3 separate regions of the Homo sapiens genome follow, and all the other regions are linked to region 3. The links are chromatin loops, found by intact Hi-C in ENCODE. Cell type or tissue: mammary epithelial cell. All regions are shown on one strand. Region 1 overlaps NEURL1 (neuralized E3 ubiquitin protein ligase 1). Region 2 overlaps NEURL1 (neuralized E3 ubiquitin protein ligase 1). Region 3 overlaps NEURL1-AS1 (NEURL1 antisense RNA 1).

What was found. Peaks named below come from ENCODE experiments on the same cell type or tissue, not always from the same donor. Only the 100,000 strongest peaks of a DNase experiment are listed, where the experiment ranks them.
Region 1: it touches region 3 in a loop (2.5-fold over the local background); 13 of 110 quality-filtered maps call a loop at or near these places.
Region 2: a loop joins it to region 3, with 3 times the contacts of the local background. A loop is called at or near these places in 15 of 110 quality-filtered maps.

Annotation. Positions count from the first base shown.
Region 1 is chr10:103,541,358-103,543,857 of GRCh38, reverse strand. All of the region lies in intron 1 of NEURL1 (neuralized E3 ubiquitin protein ligase 1), which reads right to left. Among named protein-coding and RNA genes, the nearest start is that of NEURL1-AS1, 25 kb to the right of the region's middle. In mammary epithelial cell, a CTCF peak has its summit at 951 (motif pointing right); no DNase peak of the experiment used is centred here.
Region 2 is chr10:103,591,492-103,593,991 of GRCh38, reverse strand. It overlaps NEURL1 (neuralized E3 ubiquitin protein ligase 1), which reads right to left. Exons shown (of 6, transcript NM_004210.5): 6 at 1,446-2,500. Among named protein-coding and RNA genes, the nearest start is that of NEURL1-AS1, 75 kb to the right of the region's middle. RefSeq lists an enhancer at 1,286-1,580. In mammary epithelial cell, a CTCF peak has its summit at 1,055 (motif pointing right); no DNase peak of the experiment used is centred here.
Region 3 is chr10:103,489,470-103,491,969 of GRCh38, reverse strand. The region is part of intron 3 of NEURL1-AS1 (NEURL1 antisense RNA 1); the gene reads left to right. Among named protein-coding and RNA genes, the nearest start is that of NEURL1, 3.0 kb to the left of the region's middle. RefSeq lists a silencer at 1,286-1,355. In mammary epithelial cell, no CTCF peak of the experiment used is centred here; a DNase peak (open chromatin) is centred at 1,159; H3K27ac peaks cover 1,071 bases.

The sequences.
Region 1 (2,500 bases), 52 kb before region 3:
GTCTGTTGCTTTTTGAACACTGTCCCTCTCCTTGGAGTGCCCCTCCCTGGCACTGGTCCCACAAACACTCCCACCTCACCTTCAGCCCCCAGCTCAGAAGAGCCTTTCCTCTGAGATCATCCCAATGCCCTGGGATGGAATAGACCAGACTATCCCTCTCCAAGGCTGTCCAGCCAGTCCTCTGTGCAGCCCCAGCCCTGCAGCCATGGCAGGAGGCCCTTCCCATACTGGGAGCACCCTGAAGGTAGAAAGGTATCTTTTTATCTCTAGATCCTTAGCATCTGACAAGGTGGTCACTCCATAATGCTCAAAGTAGATTTCATGAAGAAAGGAAGAAAAGAGGAAGAGGAGGAGGAGGGAGGGAAGATGAAAGCCTGGAGCCGATGGTGCGGGCTCTTTACTCTTCCCCCTTCTGCTCCTCTCCAGTGCCCCAGGTCCCTGTGGACCCAGTGAGACCCAAAGGTGACAGATTGCCTGGCCGTGACCTCGCAGCACCAGTGGGGGCCCTCCTTGTTCCTGCAGTACTATTGGCAGCACTAGCCTGTGCTCACTCGAGCAGAAAGAGCCAAGAAGCCACGCAGCCAGGTGTGTCCTGGAACATGGGGGAGCCAGAGTGCAGAGCCTTATCTGACCATCTTCCCTGGAGGCAGCAGAAGAGCATCTGCCTGCCCCCAGCCACCCCACTGCAGGACTACAGGGAGGAGGGGCGGAAAACCTTGTGCCTGGCTCCCTCCCAGCTTCTCCCGGATTAAAGCGGCAGGGGACAGAGCGCCTCCAGCTCATTTGCATAAACCATTTATAGCAGCGCCTTCAAACCCACGCCTTCCAAGAAGAAAAAAGCCCACTGCAATTGCCTGTGGCTTCCCAGTCTGTCGTTTTCCCTTCTCTTTCGTTTTTTTGTTTTAATGACAGGAAGCTGTGCTCAAGAGAAATCTCTGCCCTGGCTGTTCTTGGCAGCAGAGGGAGCTGTGCTTTCCCTCCAAATTGAATAAGAATGATAAGCAGCCAGCCCCCGGGTGTCAGTGACTTACAGTTTGCAAAGCCTACGAGCACTCACGAACTGTTTCAGTCTTCCCAGGAAGCACAGGAGGTAACTATTGCCAGACCCCATTTTACAGATGAGAAAACCAAAGCTGAAAGAGGGTAAGTGACTTGTCTAAGCCACAAAAAACTAGTAAGTGACTGTAATGGACATGGTGGCTGATGCCCAACATCTACACCACCCCAAGACAACAGCAGTTCTCAGCCCTGGTTGCACATCAGCATCACCTAGGAGGTAATAAAATTACTGGTAGAGCCAAGTGTGGTGGCTCACACCTGTAATCCTAGCACTTTGGGAGGCTGACGCAGGAGGATCACTAGAGCCCAGGAGTTTGAGACCAGCCTGGGTAACATAGCAAGACCCTGTCCCTACAAAAAAATAAATAAAAATTAGCTGGGCATGGTGGTGTGTGTCTGTAGTCTCAGTTACTTGGAAGGCTGAGATGAGAGGGTCGCTTTAGCTCAGGAGGTCAAAGCTGAAGTGAGCAGAGATCACGCCACTGTACTCCAGCCTGGGCAAGAGAGAGACTCTGTCTCAAAAAAACCAAAAACAAAAACAATTACTGATGCCCAGTATCCACGCTAGACCAATTCATAGAGAAATCTGAAGTGTGGGGCCCAGCTCCCCAAGCAATTCTCACATACAGCCAGCGTGCCATACCCTGGCAATAAGCCAATCACAATGGTTTCATTCCCCTTCTCAGTGACATGGTCAAGAATGGCCAGGTGACCCACTTCTGGCCAATGAGGCATAGATTTCCCAGCAGTGGGAAATGTGCTGGAACCCCTCTGAGAAAGGGATCCTTGCTCCACAGAACATAGGGGTCGTTCTCCTTTCTCCAGATATCACTGTGTCCTGCTGCAATTCCTGGGACCACCATGGCCATGTCACTACTGGTCTAGAAGGAAACCAACCCAAGGATGGCAGAGTAGAGAGATGGGAAGTACTTCATCCTACAGCCTTGACTCAGCCAACCCTGAAAGCCACCCACCTTGGGACATCCGGTTTTCTGCATAGTACAGCTCCTTACTGCTTAAGTCAGTGCAGGCCAGCATTTGTTATTGCAATAGATAGGCCTGAGACAACAGCAGTCACCTTCTCATGTCCCTCACCCCAGTCATCCCCATGTCATCCAGGAAAATGGGCCTCTGGATCTTCCACTGCAGGGTGGACGCTTGACTGATGGCCCCAGCTGTGGAGCTCTGAAGTCCATCCCCATGTTTGCTCCAAGGCAATGCTTCCCACAGCTCACCCCAGCTAGTGATGCGTGTGGCAGGGATATTAAGGCAGGACCATTCCTGGGAGATGTGGGGCTCCACTGGCCAGGGACTGTGGCTCTGGCTGAAGGATACTCCAAGGTCTTGCAGAACTTTTCTTAGAATTGCACTATAGTCTGATATGCTCCCACCAAACTTCCTTCCTTTCTTACCCCTCTCCTTCACTCAGGGTCCCACTTGC
Region 2 (2,500 bases), 100 kb before region 3:
CACCCATCCAGCTGAACAGCCAATGTCCCATTATCCCAAATTGCAAAGTGGACTTCAGGATCCCAGGGCCCTCTGAAAGAAAGGACACTGGAGGGTGGGGGCAGGTAGGTAAGCTCTCGCTTTTTTTTTTTTTTTTAACAGGGTCTCACCCTGTCACCCAGGCTGGAGTGCAGTAGCATGATCATAGGTCACTGCAACCTCGACCTCCCTTACTCAAGCGATCCTCCCACCTCAGCCTCCTGAGTAGTTGGGACTACAGGCGCACCACCATGCCCAGATGATTTTTCTATTATTTGTAGAGACAGGTTCTTGCTATGTTGCCAAGGCTGGTCTCAAGCTCCTGGGCTCAAGCAATCCTCCTGCCTCAGCCTCCCAAAGTCTGGGATTACAGACATGAGCCAGCTCTCACTCTTGGTGAGAGCTGTGGTCAAGCTCCTCCAGCCTCTTCCCCACTTTTGGGAGGCTTTCTGGGCAGTGGCCAAGGCTTTGAAAGATGCAGATCTTGGGGCCAAGGACCCACATCCAGCAGGCCTAGCTGGCTCCTTAGCATGGCCCCCCGACCCTCTCCTGCTTTTGCTGGACCCCAGTAAGCAGGACCAGGTAACCCTGATGCAAGGAACAGGCCATGGCTGTGCAAGGCCATGCAGAGGCTGGGTAGCCTGAGCATCCTCCCTGGAACAGGATGGGCAGGCAGGTATCCCATGTGCCTCTGAGGCCTGGTGCTGCCAAATGAGCTCAATTCCAACACTGTGCCTAGACCTTGGGGCCAGTCTGGCTGCCTCCTCCCCACCACCCCTCTCCCCTCAGCCTTCCCCACCACTCGGATCACTTAGCGCATCTAGAACACTTCTCTAAAGGACTCTATCCAGAGGCTTCCCTTTTCTCCTCAGTGGCACCACCCATTTGGTATAGGCCTCTGCACCCACCAGTGGGAACACAGCTGAACTCCCTCCAGATGTGGGGGTCTGAGCCTGGGGAGAGGGGTGGAAGCCTTGTTCCTGGGGAGCTCAGAGCACAGCCCCTGATGACCTGAGTTGACCACTTGTCATCCTCCCATTAGCCCCCTAGGTGGCACTGCGCACCCCCCTACAAGCGGCAGATTTGAGCCCTGCTCAGCCTTAAGGAGAAGCCCCATCCCAGGGCACCTTCCCCACCACACCCTGCTCCTCACAGATGCAGTAGCCTCTCCCAATTTGCAAGGCTCACCTGGCATTCTAGACCCAAGTCACGCTCCAGCCCCCGACTCCAGGGAGTCTTCCCTGATTGCCCCAGCCCACCTTGAAGCCTCAGAGGCCTGCAATTACCCCTCAGGGAAGGGCCACAGCTCCTGATGACTCCCCTAGTATCCAGGACACCAGGCCTCCACACCCCAGCCTGCCCCCACATGTGCACGCACACGCTGGCCCTCCTTCCCCAGTGCTCTGCGCACAGCACCGCCCTCAGGCTGGTACGAAATCACTTTTATTCACAATCACAGCGACCCAAGTGCACAAGGGAAGCAGCAGCCACCCCTGCACTGACAGAGGTAATGAGATGATGGCTTCCTCTCCCCAACCCTCAGCCTCTGGGATCCCTGGCTGGGGGGCCCGCTAGCCAGCCCCCGCTCCCTCCCACACAGAAGGGGTCTCCCAGGGTCAGTGACTGGGTAGTGGAGACCCATAGTGGGACAGTGACTTCCCCACACACCCACTGCAAGGCCAGCACAAAGGCCCAGCCTGAGGTCCTGGCACACCACCCCCTGGCAGCCCTCACGGAAGAACTCCCGAGTCACACAGAAAGCCTGCCCCTCTCTCCCGAAACAACCATTTTATAGAAATGGAAGCTGGGCTCCAGGGGGCTACGACTCGGCCAGGGCCACACAGCTGGTCAGTGGCCAGGACTAAAACCCATGCCCTGCCTGCCACACAGAGGTGCAGTCTCTGATGGATGCAAAAAAAAACAAAAACAAAAAGCCATCTGAGGGGGCAGAGGGCTGGGAGGCTGGGAGAGCCCAGGCCAGGGCAGGCAGGGCTGAGAGGACCGACCTCAGCAGGTGGGGCGCTCCCTCCCCAGAACTTAGAGAACCTGGAGGTGTGAGAGGCAGCCCTTGCCTCCTCATCTTCCCTACGAACAGGCTCCCTGCCCCGCCATCACAAGGTCTCCCTGTCCTGTTCCTGGCCCACACTAGGAACACTGGCCCTCCTGGAAGTTTGACGTCCTTATGGAGGGGGGACCTCCTGGGCCACCTGAGGTACCTAAGCCAACCATGATAACCCAGCTCTGGCCCAGGAGGAAGGGTGCTCTATGGCTCTGGGTGACCATCAGCCCCAGGGCACTAAGGAGGCTTGGTTTGCCTCTCTGTAAAATAGACACTGTTTGCCAAAAGGCCTCCCAATTTGGCCCCTCCTTATGGAGTTCCAGTTCATGATTGGTAGGGCTGGGTATGAGCTTTGTGGCTGGAGTCAGGGGAAGATACTGCATTATGACTGCCTCAGCCACACCCTTTCCCAGGTACCCCACA
Region 3 (2,500 bases):
CTTTCACAAGTTAGAACAAATATGAGGACTCTGCATAGTTGAGACTCATCCTGCTAGAGTGTGTTTGAAGTACAAGGGCCTAGCTAGGATTTACAGACGGTGGCTCCAGGGAAGCCTGGTGTGGGCAGGGGAATGGGGGAGGGGATGAGGCCCCAAAGGTAGAGCACAGCAGGGATGTCTTGAACTGCTGACCTCAGGTGATCCACCTGCCTCGGACTCCCAAAGTACTGGGATTACAGGCATGAGCCACCGCGCCTGACAAAGGGATGTCACAGGCCCCACATGGCCTAGACCTGGGGCTATGGGCAAAGCAGGGGAGAGAGGAAGACGTCAAAGGGAAGGAGGGAAGTGAAGGCCAGAGGCGGATGCTCACCTGAGTCCAGAGGCAGCCCAGGTTCTGCAGTTCAGGGCAGCGTGATCCCAGGGAGTCCCAAAGGAAGGTGAGAGGCGTCAGGGACAAAGGCAGGGAACTGAGGGTTGAGGAGCTGATGGGAGTATCAATAGGGCTGGGATAGGATGAGGTAGCCAAGGCATCCCTGGCGCAAAATTGAAGAAGGCGCCAACTCTCAAGTTCATGCAGATACCAAGCTTGCACTTGCGCGAGCCTGGGAATTAGGTCCTCTTATATTTCACGCCCTAGGCCCCTCTCTACCTTCACCCTAGTACTTCAGGGAGCTCTGTACTGGAAGAGGGGACACCACTGTTAGAGTCAACTAGGTCTCTGGCCAGGAAGGGACCTAGAGGAGGTTGGTGTGGCTGCATAGGACTCAGAGAAGTTGAGCGTGGCCCTTCTGAGGAGTCCTGTGCCCCAGCAACTCCTCCCTGGCAGGGACTTAGGGTAGACCCAGCTCAGAGGGTTAAAGAAGGCCAGCAGTCTCCTTACCCCCAGACCTTGGGCAGAACTCAGAGGCCTTCCTGCCATCCTTCCCCAAGGCAGCTCATAGGGGTGGGGTGCCTGGGTGGTGGCTCTGATCCAGAAGACCCTTCCCAGACCCATCCTGGAAGGGAAGAGGAAGAAGGAAACTGCCAGGGAGACTGGGGCTGATGAAGTCACTGTTTTGATGGCTTCAGGGGAAGCTATTAATACCCACAAGGTGATGCTCCAGCACCAGTCACCGTGGCAACACCCACACACCCAGCAGTGCAGATTCTGCGGGCAGTGCCTGAGGGGGTGGGTGTCAGTGCACACGTGTGCACTTTCGCGAACACCTGTGTCCTTGTATGTGCATGCGTAGGTGTTGTGAGTGCACACACAGGCATGCAGGAGAGGGAGGCCCCAGGCAGGGACCTGAGGAAGCTTCCTTCAACAGCAGCTCCACTCCCACCTTCCCTTCCTTCCCTGTTGCTCTCTTCTTGCTGATTTCTCTTTTTTTTTTTTTTATACAGAGTCTTGCCCAGTGGGAGCACAGTGGCACGATCTCAGCTCACTGCAATCTTGCAACCTCCACCTTCCAGGTTCAAGCAATTCTCCAACCTCAGCTTCCCGAGTAGCTGGGACTACAGGCACACACCATCATGTCCAGCTAATTTTTTTTCCTTCTTTTTTTTTTTTTTTTTTTGAGACGGAGTCTCGCTGTGTCACCCAGGCTGGAGTGCAGTGGCGCGATCTCAGCTCACTGCAAACTCCGCCCCCTGGGTTCACGCCATTCTCCTGCCTCAGCCTCCTGAGTAGCTGGGAATACAGGTGCCTGCCACTACGCCCGGCTAATTTTTTGCATATTTGGTGGAGATGGGGTTTCACCGTGTTAGCCAGGATGGTCTCAATCTCCTTACCTCGTGATCCACCCGCCTCGGCCTCCCAAAGTGCTGGGATTACAGGCATGAGCCACCGTGCCCAGCCAATTTTTGTATTTTTAATTGAGATGGGGTTTCACCGTGTTGGCCAGGTTGGTCCCTAACTCCTGACCTCAAGTGATCCGCCCGCCTCAGCCTCCCAAAGTGCTGGGATTACAGGAGTGAGCCACCGCACCTGGCCCTTGCTGGTTTCTTTCACTCTCTACCCCCTTCCCACCCCCTCTCGTCTTTCCCCCTGCCCTTCCTTCTCTGCTTCTTCCCACCCTGGTCACTTTCTCTCCTTGCAACCTCTGTTCTTCCCACCCTGGCTGTCCGCTCCTGCCTGGTTCGCCTCTCTCTACCTCCCTTCCTCTTTCTCTCTCTCCATAGCTTCCAGATCCATTCAAGTCTTGAAGAGTTACCGCGTTGATAAAATAATAGCATATTTAACTGAGAGTCTACTCCCTTCCCTGAGCCTCTGGATACTGAGTTCAGAACCAACCAGAGTGATGACCTTTCCTCAGGCAGACAAAAGTGGGGCGCCTCTAGGCCAAGCTGGACTCCCCTGAATTGAGACCACCCTAGTCAATGGCATGACACCTCCCTCCAGGCAGAGAAATTAACCTTAAAATGGGAAACAGCCACAACTATCCCTGGCTACCACAGGTAGCACCCTCCCATTCCCCAAGTCCCAGCCCATTGTTTCATTTTGTTTGGGTTTTGTTTA